Linked DNA regions of Homo sapiens: region 2 is linked to region 1. A link is a loop called in an ENCODE intact Hi-C map of the cell type or tissue named here. Cell type or tissue: psoas muscle. All regions are shown on one strand. Each heading gives the region's core, and the rest is flanking DNA. Links, peaks and the distances in the headings are about the cores only. Region 1 overlaps AXL (AXL receptor tyrosine kinase). Region 2 overlaps LOC124904790.

Region 1 (9,624 bases), core at 1,029-9,028:
TATCTGCCTGAGCATGTTTGTAAATATGCTTGTGTCTGTGTAATTCTGTGTGTCTGTGTTACTCTATGCGTCTGAGTTTCAGTCTCTGTATTTGTGACCAGGTCCTCCTGGGTGTGTCCATTAATTCATGTGTCTGTTAGTTTGCGGCGGAACAGGTGTGTGTGTGTGTGTGTGTGTCTGTGATCCTGGATCTGTATGCCAGTTCCTCACTGGGGGTTTCTGAGAACCTGCATCTCTTTGCTTGTATGTCTTTTTGTCTATCTGTGTGTTCATTTCTACCCTCTCTAGTGAGGACAGAATTCCAAGACCCTACCAAGCCCTTCTTTTTTCTGATGGGGGAACTGAATTGCCAGGGAATGGGGCCACATCACAGCTAAAAGGAGACAAGAGGAGACAGAAGCTCGTTGATATACAAAGTTTTATGTGACCTGAGCCCCTCTGGAGGCACCAGAGTCCACACTCTGTACTCAGAAGGTGAGGGATTGGCTCACGGGGGCAACATGGCCCGAAAGGTGGGAGATCGTCCATCCCCTGCGGGAAAGGAGGCATCCCTAATGCATTGCACAGGCTTGAAGGGGGCACACCCCCACAGTTGGGGAGGAGGAAGCAATGATAGCTAAGAAGGAGAGGGGCACCCCAAAGAATACTACAGTATAGGGTTAGAACCTTGAAATTGCACCTAATAGTCTAGACCTGTGGACCTTTAGAATCTTAGAAACTTAGAACATTTGAGTCTTAGAACTACAGTGCCTAGAACTATAAGATTTTAGAAATGTGGATTCTTGGACTCTTAACCATGGTCCTAGAGAGGCAGAATGCAGCAAAGAACCTAAAGGTGTCCAACATTAGAAATTATTAGAACTTTGGTGTCTAGTTAGTCACAACTGAGTGTGAGAGTCTTATAACTTAGATGCTTAGGATCCGGAATCTTGGACCAATGGAATCTAGAGTGCCTTGAAACAGAACAGACCGTTAGAATCTTATTTAATCATCTAGAATCTTGGAGCATCTGATCTAGAATCTTAGACACAGAGAATCTAAGATCTTAGAGTAAGTCTTAGAATATCACATCTTAGAACACCGGACCTTAGAAACTCCATCTTTAGACTCTTGGAACTTTTGAATTGCAGATTCTAGAGCTTTCGACCCTTAGGATCTAGGATCTTATACAAGAGAATCTATTATCATAAAGCCTCAGAAACTATAATTGATCATCATTAGAATCTTAGAACTTGAGAAGATAACATTTTGAAGCCTTATGATCTAGAGCCTTACAGCCAGAGAATCTAGACTCTCAGAGCCTTAGAACATCACATTTTAGAATCCTAGGCCTTAGAACCTCCATGTCTAGAACTATAGAATCTTTAGAATCTATAATCTTACATTTTAAGGACTCTGAACTCTAGAAGAATAAACATCTAGACTCATAGAGCCTTAGCTCCTAAAATCAGAATCTTAGAACTTTAGAACCTAAAACCTTGAGGCTTTATCAAAAATGTTAGAACCAGAAAATCTAAAACCACATAATGTCAGAGCTTTAGAACAGTAGGTCTTAAGGTTGAGTGCAGTGGCTCATGCCTGTAATCTCAGCACTTTGGGAGGCTGAGGTGGGCAGATCACTTGAGGTCAGGAGTTTTAGACCAGCCTGGCCAACATGGTGAAACCCTGTCTCTACTAAAAATATAAAAATTAGCCGGGTGTGGTGGCACACACCTGTAATCCCAGCTACTTGGGAGGCCAAGGCAGGAAAATCACTTGAACTCGGTAGGTGAAGGTTGCAGTGAGGCGAGATTGCACCACTGCACTCCAGCCTGGGTGACACAGTGAGACTCTATCGCAAAAAAAAAAAAAAAAAAAAAAAAAAAAAAAGTAGGCCTTAGAACCTTAGCACTTTAATAGAATTAGAGACTTTGGAATTTCAGGTCCTTAGAACCAAAGACTCACAGCATCTTTGAAACCTAGAACCTTTGAATCTAGACTCTTTAAACCTTGGACTCTAGAGTCTTGGAATGTTAACACCTGGGAGGGCTTCAGATATTGCAATCCAACCCCTTCCTTTTACAGATGGTGATGCTACTGCTTTCAAGGTGATGCTACTGCACAGAGAAGGGGAGGGACCTGTCTGGGATGGAGGTGGGATAGGTAGGAAGACAGGGCTGCAAGTGGGGATAAGGCGTGGGGTGGGAAAGTGGGAAGGTGGAGTTTTCCCCAGTGGCAGTGCTTAGCTTGGATCCTGAGAGGGAGTACCAGGTGGAGGGTTGTCTCAGGCACCATCCTCCTGCCCTGGGGCTGCTGGGGAGCCCCTATCAGCAGGCTGAGCGGGGCTAGGGGTTGTGGAAGGGCAGAGGACATAGCGTCCAGCAGGATGGACCTCAGCCGCAGTGAGGCAGCTACAGGAATCCTTAGGGTCTGGCTGGGTTGGGGGGTCAGCTCCTCCTGCAGCTCCAGGGGGTTCAGGATAACCTCCACCCTCATCCATGTTGACATAGAGGATTTCGTCAGGCTCCTGGGCAGGAGGCAAGGCCTTCAGTGTGTTCTCCAAATCTTCCCGCAGCTCTGTAAAACTTGGCCGGTCCTGGGGATTTAGCTCCCAGCACCGCGACATCAAGGCATACCTAGGGCAGCAAAATGAGGGGTGGGAGATTGAGCAGGGACTCAGAAGGGGTGCATTCTGGAAGCCTGGGGACATTTTAGGACACTCAGGGGACTGGGGGCATTTTAGAGGGTTATAGGGAGCCTCAGCAGTTTGAGGCCATCTATGGGGATTTGGGAATTCCCAAGAATTTCTGAGTTGGGTCCTGGGAGACTCAGGAGCTGGGAAGGGTCTCGGGAAACCTGTCTGTATATGGAGTAGTATTCTGATGAGGGTTTGCTAGAACAGACCTTCCAGCTCCCCAGAACAGACTTGCATCAAAGCCTGGCTATGCCACTTACAAGCTGTGCTGGTTTAAAATAGGTCCATAAATTCTTTGACCCTCCTCCCTGCAAAAGACGGAGAATAAATCCTCTCCTCTTGAGCATGGGCAGGACTTAGTGACTTGCTTCTGATTTGGCAGAAGTGATGGTGTGTGTGACTTCTGAGACTAGGTCATAAAAGGCATGTGGCTTCCTCGCACTTTCTCCTGGGTTGCCATGTTGTGAGTAAGCTCAAGCAGTGCCACAAAGGGGTCCACATGGCAACGAACTGAAGCCTCCTGCTACAGCCATGTGAGTAAGCCACCTTGAAAGCAATCCTCCAGTCCCAACCTTCAGATGACTGCAGCCCCCAGTGATATCTTTGTAACTTCATTAGAGATCCTGAACCAAAATCACCCTGCTAAGCTGTTCCCAGTATCCAACTTTCAGAAATTGTGTGAGATAATAAACGTTTGTTGTTTTAAACTACTTGATTTGGGGATATAGATAACAAACACACCAGCTGTGCAATCTTTGGCAAATAAATCACCCTCCCAGACTGGGCGTGGAGGCTCATGCCTATAATCCCAGCACTTTGGGAGGCTGGGACGGGTGGATCATGAGGTCACGATATCAAGACCATCCTGGCTAAGGTGGTGAAACCCCATCTCTACTAAAAATACAAAAAAAATTAGCTGGGCATGGTGGCACACGCCTGTAGTCCCAGCTACTTGGGAGGCTGAGGCAAGAGAATCGCTAGAACCTGGGAGGTTGCAGTGAGCCGAGATGGAGCCATTGTGCTCCAGCCTGGGCGACAGAGCGAGACTCAAGTCAATAAATAAAAATAAATTACCCTCCCTGTAGGACTGGGTTTTCTTATCTGCAGAATGGGAATCATAATGATACCTATCTACATCACATGGCTGTGGTAAGGACCAAATGATTTGACACATGCCAGGCACCTAAAACAGTGCCTTCTAGTCAGTTATATGAAAATGTTAGCTGTTATTTTTACTCGTCTCAGCTCTTGGAGTACCCAAGGTGGACTGAGGAGTCTGACGCCCCAGGCTGTCTCCTCCTGACCCAAAGTCATCCTCTCTTTACCCTCAAAGTGCTAGCTAAATGTCACGGCCTTCTCCGCATACTCCAATATTGCAAAGTTTGGTAAGCATTCCCTGAAGGATCCTGCAAATATCTCAGAGGAGACCTGAGTCTGGAGAAGGCCAATAAAACAAACTGAAGGGTTTTGCAGAGAGTCTCAGGTGTTGAGGAGCATGTCGGGGAAGCATGGTGTGCTCAGGAGTCTGGAATGAGAAGTCTCTGGGAGTGCATGTCCCAAAGGCAGGGCCGCCAGGTAAGACTGTGCTGTTATTCACTACCCAAGGATACCTGGCTTGGGGGTGGGGAGCCAGGGGGCTGATTCAGCCCACACAGACAAAGGAGGAAAGGGTGCCTTTAGCTGATTTGCACCCCACTGGTTAGTGATGGCCCTACTCAGAGCATTGGTGAGGGGCAAGTGGGTCACTCAGCATTCTCAGGGATTCTGTCTGGGTTATAGAGAGTCCTGGACCTGTGAGGGCCATCTGGGGGTAGTCAGGGGTTTGGAATGAATTCTGGGTTGGGGGAGACCTAAGGGTCCTCACAGTCCATCCAGACAGTCCGCAGGCTGCTTCAGGCGATTTCCCTGGCGCAGATAGTCATAAATCTCGCTGTTCTCCACGCCCGGATATGGGGTTTGGCCTCTTGTGGCAATCTCCCACATTGTCACCCCGAAGGACCACTGTGAGGGGCAGAGGGAATTAGACAGTCTCTCCTGCACAGAATCACCCGCACCAATACCCAGGTTCATGGGTACACCCACACTTATGTACACATGTTCACAACCATCCTCTGGGAGCATCACAAGTATTCATAGAAACATAATACTTTAGCCGGGTGCGGTGGCTGATGCCTGTAATCCCAGCACTTTGGGAGGCTGAGGTGGGCGGACTGCCTGAGGTCAGGAGTTTGAGACCAGCCTGGCCAATATAGTGAAACCCCGTCTCTACTAAAAATACAAAAATTAGCTAGGCATGGTGGTGGGCGCCTGTAATCCCAGCTACTCGGGAGACTGAGGCAGGAGAATTGCTTGAACCCGGGAGGCAGAGTCTGCAGTGAGCTGAGATCATGCCATTGCACTGCAGCCTGGGTGACAGTGCGAGACTCCATCTCAAAAAAAGAAAAATATATATATATAAAAAATACTTGACACGGGTATACACATGAATAAGTAACTTTTGTGGATGCATACACATGCTCACCATCACACACATATACACACTTCATGGACACATGAGCTCATGTGCCACTCTGCACACCCTGGCTGTCCACATTCTATGAGTGTGCGCACATGCACGCATAATCACTGCAGCTTCTTCTAACCTAAACTGTCTACATTGCTACCATGCACACGTGGGCCTGTATTTATCCTGGGCATGTACACACCACTATTCAGAGATGCCCACCATACCCCAAGACATGCCCAGCCCATGTGGACAAGCCCCTGCAAAGGGAAGCCCACATGTCCCTGTGACCCTTGCATCCACAGCCACCCAGGCATAGTGTGTGATGGTCAGGCCATGCCCTCCCATGGTTCCCCACTCTTGGCGGGAGTGCACCTACCACATCGCTCTTGCTGGTGTAGACACGGTCAGCTAGACTCTCAATGGCAATCCACTTGACTGGCATCTTGGCGATACGTCCCTGGCGGTAGTAGTCCCCATTGTAGATCTTCTTGGAGAGCCCGAAGTCCGCCACACACACGGACATGTTCTCATTCAGCCTGTTTGGATTGGGGAAAGGAACAGGGTCAGGGCATCAGTCACCTCCACCAGGAAGCCTGCCCTGGCTCTCAGACACATCTGCACCTCCTCCCCTCACTGTCCTGGCTGCGGGTGGGGATCTGTCTCCTAAACCTTCATCCCAGTCCAGAAGGGAACTGCTTTACTTCTTGTTCACTCTGTCAAGTGAGGATGGGACAAAGGGCTTCCTCAGGACTTCCCAATTTTGGCTCTTTGCTAGATTCTAAGGTCCTTCCTTGGGTTTGATTCCTTGATGAAATTTTTTTTTCTTGAAGTATACTGTACATATGGAAATGTGCACAAGTCATAAGTAAGCAGCTCACTGAATTTTCACACACACACACACACACACCCATGTAACCAGCACCCAGATTAAGAAACAGAACATGGCTGGGCATGGTGGCTGGCGCCTGTAATCCCAGCACTCTGGGAGGCCAAGGCAGGTGGATCACTTGAGGTCAGGAGTTTGAGACCAGCCTGGCCAATGTGGTGAAACTCTGTCTCTACTAAAAGTACAAAAATTAGCCAGGTGTGTTGGTGCACATCTGAAATCCCAGCTACCTGGGAGGCTGAAGCAAGAGAATCAGTTGAACCCAGTAGGCGGAGGTTGCAGTGAGCTGAGATCACGCCACTGCACTCCAGCCTGGGCAACAGAGTGAGTGAGACTCCGTCTCAAAAACAAACAAAAAAAAAAACAGGCACAGTGGCTCAAGCCTGTAATTTCAGCACCTTGGGAGGCCAAGGTGGGAGGATCACTTGAGGCTAGGAGTTCAAGACCAGCCTGGAAAACAAAGCAAGACCCTGTCTCTACAAAAAAATTTAAAAATTAGCTGGACATGGTGGCACATGTCTGTAGTTCCAGCTACTTAGGAGGCTGAGGCAGAAGGATAGCTTGAGCCAGGAGTTGGAGGCTACAGTGAGCTATGATCATGCCACTGCACCCCACCCTAAAGGACAGAGTAAGACTCTGTCAAAACAAAAAAGAAAAGAAAGAAAAAAAGGGAAAGAAAGGGAAAGAGAGAGGGAGGGAGGGAAGGAAGGAAGGAAGGAGATAAAGAGAGAGAAAGAGAAAGAAAAGAAAGAAGAAAGGACAGAGAGAAAAAGAAAGAAAAGAAAGAAAAAGAAAGAAAGAGAAAAAAAGAAAAGAAAATCCACAGGACATTCATATGATGGAATACCATACCACACAGCAAAGAAAAAGAGCAAACTACCCCTACACAGATCCATCTCAAAAACATCATGCTGAGCCATAGAAGCCAGACACAAAGCAGTACAAACTGCATGATCCCATTTGTATGACTTTTCAGAACAGGCTAAACTAGCACTGAGAAGTCAGGATAGTGGGTACCACTTGGCGGTAGTGATTGGGAAGACGAAGAGGCATGAAGGAGCCTGCTGGGGCTAAGAAATATTCTTTACCTTCATCTAGTGGTTACATGGGTCTATACCCATAAAAATTCATCGAGCTGAGCTGCATGTGTATATTTTAGTGTATGTAAAATATACATCAATTTTTTTTTAGATGGGATCTTGCCCTGTTGCCCAGGCAGTAGTGAAGTGATACCATCATGGCTGACTTCAGCCTCAACCTCCTGGGCTCTAGCAATCCTTCCACCTCAGCCTCCCAAGTAGCTGGAACCACAGGTATACACCACCATGCCCAGCTAATTTATTTTTTGTAAAGACAGGATTCACTATGTTGCCCAGGCTGGTCTTGAACTCCTGGGTACAAGTGATCCTCCTGCCTCAGCCTCCCAAAGGGCTGGGATTATAGATGTGAGCCACTGCGCCTGGCCAAGACTAATATTCTAACTCTGTGGTTCCATTCCCTCCACCTTCTACCCTCCCCTTACCCTCTATTCTGGCTTTTGGGGGATTTTTTGTTCTTTCTTTTCTTTTTTTCTTTTTTTTTGAGATGGTGTCTCGTTGTTGTTACCCAGGCTGGTCTCGAGGCTCAAGCAATCCTCTCACCTAAGCCTTGGGAATGGCTGGGACTACAGGTTACTATTTTCTTTTTTCTTTCTTTCTTTCTTTCTTTCTTTTTTTTTTTTTTTTTGAGACAGAGTCTTGCTCTGTCGCCCAGGCTGGAGTGCAGTGATGCGATCTCGGCTCATTGCAACCTCCGCCTCCTGGGTTCAAGCAATTCTCGTGTTGGGATTACAGGCGCACACCACCGCACCAGGCTGAATTTTGTACTTTTAGTAGACAGGGGGTTTCACCAAGGCTGGTCTCGAACTCCTGGCCTCAAGTGATCCACCCGCCTCGGACTCCCAAAGTGCTGGGATTACAGGCGTGAGCCACTGCACCCCATCTGGCATATTTTCTGCTTGTCCATTGGTGGGGAGTTTGATTTTCTTATCCAGTGTGGCCGCTTCCAAAGGGCAGCCCCAGGCAAGACACCCAGCATGGAGTGGGACAGAGATGCAGCTCACGTGTCCCCACCCCCATCGGTCACCTCAGCCCCTTTGCTCACCTCATGCTGTGCACTGAGCCCACCTTCTGGTCTCTTCCCTCTCCGCATCCAAATGCTCCTTCCAGATCTCAGTTCAGGACTCACCTCCTCCAGGAAGCCTTCCCAGACCCCCTTACTGACTTTCCTGGTCCTGAGTTCTGACCTGCCCTCAGCGGGTGTCTAGCCCTGCTTCCATCCTAAGAAGGAGGGAGGGAACTCCCTCAGGGAGTGCAGGAGCAGTTGGGGGGGGGGGGTCCCTGAAAGGCACTCACATGCAGTTCCTGGCCGCCAGGTCCCGGTGTATGAATCTCTTGGTACTCAGATACTCCATGCCACTGGCGATGTCTGCCATGAACTTCACTAGCATCTGAGTGGGCAGGTACTGGGGAGCCAAGGCAGGTGGGAGGAGAGGTCAACAGAGTCCTTGATGCGATCCCTCCTCCCTCCATCCCTCTGTGCAAGCCTAGCTCTGCCCGCAGTGGTTTCCCATGGCCCTGACAATTCAACCCAACCCCTCTCCATGGCCTGCAAGGTCCTATAAACTTGCTCCAGCCTTCCTCTTGGACTTGATTGCCTATGTTCTTGCCCTTGACTGACACTCCCACCAGACTCCTGTCTGGTCTTCAGACAAACGATGATCATTCCCACCTCCGAGCCTTTGCCTATGCTGTGCGCTCTGTTGGGGTCGCTTCCTGCCCAGATCTCCAGACATCTCCCCAGCCCCAACTCCTTCACGGTCACCTCCTCGGCAAGATCTTCCACGTCCACCCAAATTCACTGCCTGGCCTCCTTATCTTCCATCCTACTGTATTTCCTTCCTAGCACTTAAACATTTAAATCATCTCGCTTAGGTATTTATTAGCTTGTTTATCATCCGCCCCTCCCCTGCTGGAAGAAATGCTCCAGGAGAGCAAGCTCCTGGTCACCGTGGTCTTCCCAGGGTCTGAGCAGCACTGGGTACCTGATAGATGCTCAGTTAATATTTGTAGACTGAATGATTAAACGCCCCTTACCACTGGCTGGTCCCCGAGCCGGGAATAGAGGAGGAAGCTGTGTAGGTCTCCATGTTTCATGAAAGGTAAGATGACCACAGGTGCTGGGAAGCTCTCTCGTTCAGAACCCTGGAAACAGACACCTGAGCCCCCCAGGTAGCCCTGTCACTCCTGCTGGGCAGAAGGGGAAGCCAAGCCCCCCACCAGCCAGCCTCCAGCCTCTCCTTCTCACTACCCATCCAATCTGGCCACCATATTGTTTGGGGGTAGTGGCAGTGGCAAGGACCAAGCTGCAGAGAAGCTGTTTCCAGCAGAGTTCCCAGGGACGTTTCCGGAGCCCTCCTGGGGACCTCAGCTATTTCTGGGAATGATCAGAGGTCACATTCCAAGCTGAGGGAGACTAGGAGGGGGAAGCCTGCTGACCCTGAAGGAGCGGGGAGCAGGA
Region 2 (9,624 bases), core at 480-8,479, 120 kb after region 1:
GGGGCACGGTGGCTCACACTTGTAATCCCAGCACTTTGGGAGGCCGAGGCAGGCAGATCACGTGAGGTCAGGAGTTCCAGACCAGCCTGGCCAACATGGCGAAACCCCATCTCTACTAAAAATACAAAAATTAGCCAGGTGTCGCGCATGCCTGTAATCCTAGCTACTCAGGAGGCTGAGGCAGGAGAACCACTGGAACCCAGAAGGTGGAGGTTGCAGTGAGCCGAGATGGCTCCATTGCACTCCAGCCTGGGTGATAGAGTGAGATTCTGTCTCAAAGAAAGTTCAGAAGAATTCCTTGGGAGATTAAGGGCCCACACCTGCTTTGTCCACAGATTTTATGTCCTTCTCAAGAAGGGTGTGAGAGAGATACACAGAGAAATGTCTACAGATACAGGGCTGTTTTTTTTCTTGCTCTGTTGCCCAGGCTGGAGTGCGATGGCCTGATCTTGGCTCACTGCAACCTCCACCTCCCAAACTCAAGCGATTCTCCTGCCTCAGCCTCCTGAGTAGCTGGGATTACAGGCACACACCATCATGCCCAGCTAATTTTTGTATTTTTAGTAGAGACAGGGTTTCACCATGTTGGCCAGGCTGGTCTCAAATACCTGACCTCGTGATCCGCCCGCCTCAGCCTTCCAAAGTGCTGGGATTACAGGCATGAGCCACCACCCTTGGCTCAGATACAGGGCTCTGATGCAAGAGCTCTACTTCTTCCCCATTGCCATCCCAGTTCCCTTGGCCATGGTTTGCTGTGGATCTTGCATGAGGTCTTTCCTTCTGTGGTCCACACTTCTTTCATCTTCAAGTGTCAGGGTAGGTGAGGTGGTCCCTTCCACTGCTCTGAGGTGGACTTTGGAGAGAGACAACAGTCTTGGATTCAAGCCACACCTTGGGCATTCTACTTGCTGGTGACTTTGGGAAAATGGCTTAGCATCTCTGAGCCTCGGTTTCTTCATCTGCGAAATGGGGGCCAAGCTGTACAATGCCTGTCAAATATTTAGGTAGTTCCGGCTCACAGCAGGCTCTGTAATGAGAGCTTTTTTTTTTGTTTGAGATGGAGTCTCACTCTGTTGCCCAGGCTGGAGTGCAGTGGCACAATCTCGGCTCACTGCAACCCCCACCTCCTGGGTTCAAGTGATTCTCGTCCCTTAGCTTCTCGAGTAGCTGGGATTATAGGCACACGCCACCACACCTGGCTAATTTTTGCATTTTTAGTAAAGACCGTTCTTACCATGTTGGCCAGGCTGATCTCGAACTCCTGACCTCAAGTGATCTGCCTGCCTCAGCCTCCCAAAGTGCTGGGATTACAGGTGTGAGCCACCATGCCTGGCCTGTAATGAGAGCATTCTTGCTGTGACTGTTGTTGAAAGTGCAAGGAAAGCTATTGCTTAAGGGTTTTGGAGATGGGCAGACCTAGGGTTGAATCCAAATCTGTCACTTTTTTTTTTTTTTTGAGACAGAGTCTTGCTCTGTCACCCAGGCTGGAGTACAGTGGCATGATCTCGGCTCACTGCCACCTCTGTCTCCCAGGTTTCAGCGATTCTCCCACCTCAGCCTCCTGAGTAGCTGAGACTACAGGCGTGCGCCACCATGCCTGGCTAATTTTTGTATTTTTAGTAGAGACGGGGTTTCACCATGTTGGCCAGGCTGGTCTTGAACTCCTGGCCTCAAGTGATCTGCCCGCCTCGGCTTCCCAAAGTGCTGGGATTACAGGCATGAGCACTGTGCTTGGCCCAAATCTGTCACTTTCTAACCCTGGAGATCCCAGAGACCATTCTCCCTCTGAGCTATTCCTTATTTAGAGAATGGGGATCTCTGACTTGGAAGGCAATGGGAGGGTTAAATAAGGTCATAAATGTAAATTGCACAGTGCAATGCTCAGATCTAGATGGGCTCTGTAAATGTTAACCATTATTATTCTATAAGTTTATGATCCCACAGCGCTAAGAGTCTCTATTTTTAAGTTTCAAATATTCGTTGTAAGGTTCCTGGATTCAGTCTGTAATGGGGGTGCCTCTTGCAGTTTCCACCTTTCCAGGGGCAGGGACTGTTCTGGATGACATCCCCACGGACAGGGATGCTGTGGCCCCCAACATGCATGCCTGGAGCAGTTGGCAAGACCACAGCAGCCCCCAGCCCTGTGTGTGTTTGGAAATTTTCCATCTGAGGCCAGGAGTGTTTGGCTCATGCCTGTAATCCCAGCACTTTGGGAGGCTGAGGCAGGCTGATCACTTGAGGTCAGGAGTTTGAGACCAGCCTAGCCAAGATGGTGAAACCCCATCTCTACTAAGAAAATTTCCATCTGTTCCATTGTTCCAGGTTCATGCTCAACACATTTCTTTCCCCAACTGGCCATAAGCAACCCATCCCTGAGTCATTGATTTTGCCTCCTAAATGTCTTTGGAACATGTCCATTTCTCTACATCTCCATCATTGTTATACTTTGAATTTTGTGCTCCCAAAAGATATTGAAATCTTCAACCCCAGGACCTGTGAATGTGATATTATTTGGGGAAAGGGTCTTTGCAGATGATCAAGCTAAGATGAGGTCATTAGCTGGGCTTGAATCCAATATGAGTGTCTTTTTGTTTGTTTAAGAGTTGGAGTCTTGGCCAGGTGTGGTGGTTCATGCCTGTAATCCCAGCACTTTGGGAGGCCGAGGCGGGTGGATTGCTTGAGGTCAGGAGTTCGAGACCAGCCTGGCCAACATGGTGAAACCCCGTCTCTACTAAAAATACAAAAATTAGCTAGGCATGGTGGCATGCGCCTGTAATCCCAGCTACTCAGGAGGCTGAGACACCTTCATGGTCATTGAAAGGTTCACTGTTGTATTAAAGAACCCAAAATCTCAGTGGGGTTCAGTCATGGGGCTCCATACCAGATCTGAGCATCTGAGTCTCTGCCCATCCCTGGAGCCCCAGGATCCCCTCCCTGCTTAGCTATCCCAGTGCCTCCCCCTACTATCCCACAGCTGCATTTGGTTTATTAGAAGGGTGGGGAGCAGTAAATGTATTTGACCAACTCTTGTGTGCCAAGTCTAGTACACACATGTCCTCACTGAGTCTTCAAAACAACATCATGGGCCATGGACGGTGGCTCACACCTGTAATCCCAGCACTTTGGGAGACCGAGGTGGGAAGATCAGGACCAGCCTGGCCGACATGAGGGCAGGAGTTCAGGACCAGCCTGGCCGAAATGGCTTTTTAAAAGCCCAAGGGAATAGGCTGGGTGGGTAGCTCACGCCTGTAATCCCAGCACTCTGGGAGGCCGAGAAGGATGGATCACTTGAGGTCAGGAGTTTGAGACCAGCCTGGCCAACATGGTGAAACCCCGTCTCTACTAAAAATACAAAAATTAGACAGGCGTGGTGGTGGGTGCCTGTTATCCCAGCTACTAGGGAGGCTGAGGCAGGAGAATTACTTGTATTGGGGAGGTGGAGGTTGCAGTGAGCCGAGATCATGCCATCTCAAAAAAAAAAAAAAATGCTGAAGGGAAGGCAGGTCTACTTTCCTGCTCCAGGGGTAACTGATTGTGTTTGGGTCTGCACAGCGCACACCTGCCGATTCTGGCTGATCTCGGAATACGCTCATGCATCGGGGCCCCACACAGGATCTCCAGACTCAGTGGGCACCTTTGGCCAGACAGTGGCTGTGCAGGTGGGTGTCGAGGGTGAGGGTGCGCGGCACCACGCTGATGAAGCGCTGGATCTCCAGCAGCACTGCGTTGGTGTAGGGCCATTGCACGTGGTCGTCCGGGCTTGGGACAGGCCTCTGCCCTACCACAGGGTCCAGCTCCTGCCCCTTGGCTGGGGCAGAGGGAGGCTGTGCACTTCCGGGACCCTCCAGCCATCTCCAAACCGCAGCCTCCCATTCTGGGTCTCTCTGGCTCGCAGACCTGCCACCTCTGGGTACTTAAGCAGAATGAGGAGCCCATATGGAGCACAGGGTGGTGCTCGTGGTTTCTGTGCCACCAAAAAAAAAAAAAAAAAAAAGTTGCATCGTCATTACCAACGTCTCCTCCTGGAAATGGCTCTCTGGGTCTTGCTGTTTCTGTGGGCAGAGAAGATGGGCTGCCGCGCGCCAGGCACCTGTTGGTGGGCGGCATGGATAGAGTTTAGGGAGCTGGGACCCATGCCTTACCCATCTGGCCAAGCAATCGATGAAATCGCGGGGCTCCGCCGGCTGCCTCATGTGCCAGTGTTGTTGGATTTGCTCAGAGATGAAGACCTGCAGCTCTGAAAAGTTTTGGAAGATTTGGTGGTGCGGGCCCGGGAGCCAGTCCATGAGAGACAGGCAAATGTACATCTGGAGAGACAGGGTCTCAACAAGGGCCCTGGACATGCCCACTAGGCCTTAGTTTCCCTACAGGGACTTTGATATTGGAGGTTCTAGAACTCTTCCAAGAATCTAACTGTCCCATTGTAGGTACGTCTGTGTACTCGGGATTTGGCATAAGGCTGGACGCACAAGGGAGAGATTGTGGCCGGCCCTCTCACCTCGCCCCATTTGGAACTCATGATGCGGAAGTTGTCACTTAGGAGGTTCAGGACCTCAGGAACTCCGGGTCCCCGTAGCCATAGCGGTTCCCGAAGACAAGAACAGGTAACACTGGATACAGCATTACCCAGTAGCCGCACGGGGTCAAACGGGGCTCCTGGGGGTAGGAACAGGACGGTGGTCATAACGCGTGGTCCTGCCCCCAGCCAGCCCCATGGGCTTACTGGCTTTCTTCCACCCAAATACCTTCCAGTGGCCCCGTCTTGGCAGTGCAAGGGACTCTCCCACACCAGGCCCTTCCGCTCTCCCGGCCAGGCCGAAGCAATGGTGGCTTGAAATTCGTCTAGCAGACAAGCCGCCTCATCCAGGACACGCGCCTCGATGGTCCGCGTATCCAACCCGAACTTCTTCGGCGCTCCAAGTGCAAAATTGCGCAGTGTCCACCAGCACGGCCGGTTAGAAAACAAGATTCCTGTGGTGGGGACGGGAAAGGAGGCGGGCCCGGGAACCGGCCACGCCCCATCCAGGAAGCGCCGGGTCACTGGCTACATCCCTTTCGGGGCCTCCGACTCCTGCGGCCGGCTTCGTTCGTTTTGCTGCCTTACCAGACCTCCAAGTGCCCTATCCACACATTGGCCCCGCCTTTGCTGGGCTCCATCCCTGACCTAGGCTGGCTCTGGGACTTTGAATCTTAGGCTCTTTTCTCCTGTTGGCTGCAGGATGAACCTCCATTCTAACCTTACGCTTTAGCGCCGCCCCGCCCTCTCTCGGCCGTTTGCACCTCATTAGCTGGAGTCTCTATTAGGCCCCGCCCCCATTTGCCCGCCTCTACCATTTACCCGCCCAGCCTGGAGCGTCCGGACCGGCAAGTCCAGCGCCGGGGCCTCACTGTTTCCGCGTGTGAAGCGTTCGAAGACTGCCATGGACCCGCGGCCGGAGACCGCATCCGCCTGTAGCACTAACGCGTCCCGCAGCGCTGCGTAGCCGCACAGCACCACCGCAGGGCGCGGGCCCAGCCGCACTGTGAACACCCGGCCCCAGCGGCCGGAGAGCTACGGGTAGCCGGTGCTCAGCGGGTGCCCATAGGGTTCCTCATCGGAGCCATTGCCCCCAGCTCCCTCTTCCTTCAGACCCAGGAGTCCTCGTCTCAGACCCTCATTCCTCAGGTCCAGGAATTCAGATCCCCAGCTCCTTCCTCCCTGAGATGCGGGAGTCCAGGCCCCCACTTCCTTCTTCCCTTGGGACCTAGAAGTCCAGATTCCCAACCTCCTGTACCCTCAGAGTGTCTCCTGGGCCCTCAGTACCTCCCCACCCTGAACCAGGAGAACAGACCCCCTGCTCCCCTCTTCCCACAACCTGATTTCCTGCTCTGGGCTCCTTCCTTACGACCCAGTGTCCCGGCCCCAGGCTCTCCACTCCCTATTCTCCTTTCCTAGTACTCAGCAGTCCGGAGCACTCATCCTTCCTGTCCTTCCTCAAGATCATAGAGTACAAGCCCTCAGCTGTCTTCGTTCAGGAGGAGTTCTAGTCCCCAGCCCCACCTCCACGAATCCAGAATTCCGTTCCCCCATTCCTGTCGGGAATGGAGCGCGCGGTCCAGGCCTCCGGACTGCAGCTGCAAGTTCCCCAGCAATGGGAGCAGCCTGGGCCGGGGAGGTAGGGACCCCCGCATCTGAGCGCGGCACCCACCCTACCCCCACCACGCCGGCACCAGCACCAGAAGCCACAACAGCAGCGCAGCGATACCCGCGATCATCATGCCTGCAATTCTCCACGCCTGCACCTCTATTTGATTTCCAAGGGGTCTTGGGTGGAGCAGGGGCAGAGACCCGATGTGGGAGGAGTGGGCATCTCAGGGCTGCTCATTCCATGGATTCCCCAGCCCGACGTCTCCAGCCCACCCCCAGCCCTGGTGGAACTGTGCCCTGGCTCCTCCTGGCTTTTTTTTTTGTGCCTGCCTCAGCCTGCCCCACTTAACATCTTTCGTACACCAGCATTTTCATGTCAACACACCTGGCCAACAGGTGCACCCTCCTGAGCCCCTAGCACCTTTGAGTCCAATTTATTTGGCCTGTAGGTGTGTATTCCTCAATCTCCGGGCCATCTCTGGGCCCCCTGAACGCTGTACCCTGTACCTCTGATTCCTAAATACACACCGACTCTCAAATACACTTCTTCTTCTTCTTCTTCCTTCTTCTTCTCCTTCTTCTCCTTCTTTTTTTTTTCAGAGTTTCGCTCTTGTCGCCCAGGCTGGAGTGCAGTGGTGCGATCTCGGCTCACTGCAACCTCCGCCTACCAGGTTCAAGATTCTCCTGCCTCAGCCTCCCAAGTGGCTGCGATTACAGGCGTGCACCACCAGGCCCTGCTAATTTTTGTATTTTTAGTAGAGACGGAGTTTCACCATGTTGGCCAGGCAGATTTTGAACTCATGACTTCAGGTGATCCGCCTGCCTCGGCCTCCCAAAGTGCTGGGATTACAGGTGTGAGCCACTGCTCCTGGCTCAAATACACTTCTAAAGACACCCCTGGCACTCCTGTGCTCTGTGCCTGTGATTCCTAGGAGCTCACACCTGAGCCCTTGTCACTTCCATTGCTCTTGGGACCCTGTGTGCTACGCTTGTTCCCCAGATCTGCCTTCAATTTCCCTGGCTTCTGGGTGTCCATCAGCCTGGCACTTCTGTGCCTCTATTTCTTCAGGGTGTCTTTCTGCATGTTGACCCCCTTGTACTTCCATATTATGTCCTGCCCTGAATCTACCATCTCTATTCCCAAGGCATTGGCTCCCAGATGCCCCCAAATGTTCTGTGCCCATGCTGCTGAACCCCCTGGTATCCAGTCCCCCAAGTCCTTGTCTGAGGCCAGGCCATGATGGCAGACAAACTTATCCCTTATTCTCTCATCTATCCCCCACTACCCCCAATCCTAGGGCATGGGCTAGAGGGGGCAGACTCAGGCCTGGATGGGCCAGGGTTGCGGTGGTGGCAGCAGTGAGTGAGGTTGGGGCTGTATTTGGAACAGACTGTTCAGGAATGTGGTCCACCCTCCTGCCTGCCCCTGCTTGGCCAAATCCAGCCTTCCTCCAAGTGCCTGGCACAGGGCCCAGACCTGGCGAGCCAGTGGGCGGGGGGGGGGGGACTGTGCAGAGCCTAGGACTGGCATTGTCTCTGGGAGGGTCTCTCTGTGTCTCTTTGTTTCATCTCTCAGTCTCACTTGCTCTCTCTCTCTTTTCTTTCTTTTCCTTCCTTCTTTTCTTTTCTTTCTTTTTTTGAGACAGAGTCTGGCTTCTGTCCCCCAGGCTGGAGTGCAGTGGTATGATCATGGCTCACTGCAGCCTCAACCTGGGATCAAACAATCCTCCCACCTCAGCCTCCCGAGTAGCTGGGACCACAGGTACACACCACCACATCCTGCCAATTTTTGTATTTTTTGAAGAGACAGGGTCTCACTGTGTTTCCCAGGCTGGTCTCCAACTCCTGGGCTCAAGCAATCTTTCTGCCTTGGTCTCCCAAAGTGCTGGGAGTATAGGCATGAACCAGCGTGCCCAGCCTCCCTCACGCTCAGTCTCTATGTTTCTGTGTTCATCTCTCTCTCTCTCCTCTTTCCATCTTTTCCCATCTCTCTCTCCTTTCTCTCAGTCTCTGCCTCTGTTTGTGTCTGTTTTCTGTCTCTCTTTTCAGTATGTCTGTGTCTTCCTCTCCCTGTATCTCCCCCAGTCTGTGCTTCCCTTTGTCTCAGCCTGGCACTTCTGTGCCTCTCCTTATTTCTTCAGGGTGCCTTTCTGCATGTTGACCCCCTTGTACCTCCATATTCTGTCCTGCCCTGTCCTGGGTCTTCCTACCTGTCAGCCTTTCTGGAACCTGGTGACTGACATGGGTTGTCTGGCAGGGCCCCTGCTCAGAGCTGCTGACTCCACTGACAGCGGGAGTGTGGTGGGGCACAGTAAGCTGCATCCTCCCCCAGCCCTACCCCACCCTCTGTGACAGGCTTTAATGGATCCTCTTTATTATGGCCTCTGGTTTCTCCCCAGCTCCTGACTCTTCCTCCATTTTGCTCGGGTGGGCTGTCCTCTGGAATGTCAGCTCTTCCAGAGCAAGGATTTTGTCTTGTTTGCTTCTGTATCCCAGCACTTAAAATAGCGCTCAGCACAGCAGTAGGCACTTAGTAAATGTTTGTTGAATGAATGCCCAATTTTTCTTCCTCCCTACCTCTCTTTGTTTTTTTATAGAGATGGGGTCTTGTTAAGTTGGCCAGGTTGGTCTTCAACTCTTGGTCTCAAGCAATCCTCCTGCCTCAGCCTCCTAAAGTGCTAGGATCACAGTCGTGAGCCACCGTGCCCAGCCTCTTTCTTCCCTCCCCTCCCCTCTTTTCCCTTTCTTCTTCTCTCTTCTCTTCCCTTCCCTTCCATCTGTCTTGTTCTGTTGCCCAGGCTGGAGTGCAGTGGCACCATCACAGCTCACTGCAGCCATGACTGCCTGGGCTCAAGTGATCCTCCCACCTGAGCCTCCCAAGTAGCTGGGACTAGAGGTGCGTGCCACCATGCCTAGCTAATTTTTAAAATATTTATAGAGACCAGGTCTCGTTATGTTGCCCAGGCTGGTCTCAAACTCCTGGGCTCAAGTGATCCTCCCGCCTTGGTGTTTCTATCTCTTTGTAATTAGACTGGATTTCTCTGTTTCTCTCTTTCTTTTCCTCCCTTTTTCTTTTTCTCTCAGGTCTCTCTATCTCTCTTCATTTCTGTTCTCTTTATTTATCTTTGTCTTTCCTCTCTCTGGACATCGCTGTCTTTCCCTTTTCTCAGTGGCTGTCTTTCTCCTCCCGGTCTCTGTTTTCCAGGATTTCTCTGCCATCCCTGCGTTATCTGTCTCTTCCTTTTCCTCTCCATCTCTTTTCAGTGTCTCCAGGTGTTTTTCTGCATCATCTCTCTCTGCCTGTCTTTCTCAGGACCTCTGAGTCTCTCTGTGTCTCCCTCTCTCCCCCAACCTCTGTGTCCCTGGCTGGGCCCTGGGGCCGACTCTGGTCAGCCTGTGATGGGAACAGTGAGGGGATTAAAGAGCTGACACCTTAATCCCCATGTGGGGACTGCCTATAAGCCTCACTCCAGTAAGCCCCATGCTCAGCAGAGCAT

What was found. Hi-C counts contacts between places; a loop is a spot of excess contacts. Peaks named below come from ENCODE experiments on the same cell type or tissue, not always from the same donor. Only the 100,000 strongest peaks of a DNase experiment are listed, where the experiment ranks them.
Region 2: it touches region 1 in a loop (5-fold over the local background); 23 of 110 quality-filtered maps call a loop at or near these places.

What each region holds. Positions count from the first base shown.
Region 1 is chr19:41,252,544-41,262,167 of GRCh38, reverse strand. AXL (AXL receptor tyrosine kinase) reads right to left here. Exons shown (of 20, transcript NM_021913.5): 16 at 9,201-9,322; 17 at 8,460-8,569; 18 at 5,557-5,716; 19 at 4,539-4,675; 20 at 402-2,615. The coding sequence ends at 2,264. Among named protein-coding and RNA genes, the nearest start is that of HNRNPUL1, 7.0 kb to the left of the region's middle. In psoas muscle, for the core only: no CTCF peak of the experiment used is centred there; no DNase peak of the experiment used is centred there; H3K27me3 peaks cover 219 bases.
Region 2 is chr19:41,131,353-41,140,976 of GRCh38, reverse strand. It overlaps LOC124904790, which reads left to right. Exons shown (of 3, transcript XM_047439802.1): 3 at 3,553-5,343. The coding sequence ends at 4,241. It also overlaps the pseudogene CYP2T3P. Among named protein-coding and RNA genes, the nearest start is that of CYP2F1, 22 kb to the right of the region's middle. In psoas muscle, for the core only: no CTCF peak of the experiment used is centred there; DNase peaks (open chromatin) are centred at 5,026 and 5,416; H3K4me3 peaks cover 1,002 bases; H3K27ac peaks cover 333 bases; H3K27me3 peaks cover 1,438 bases.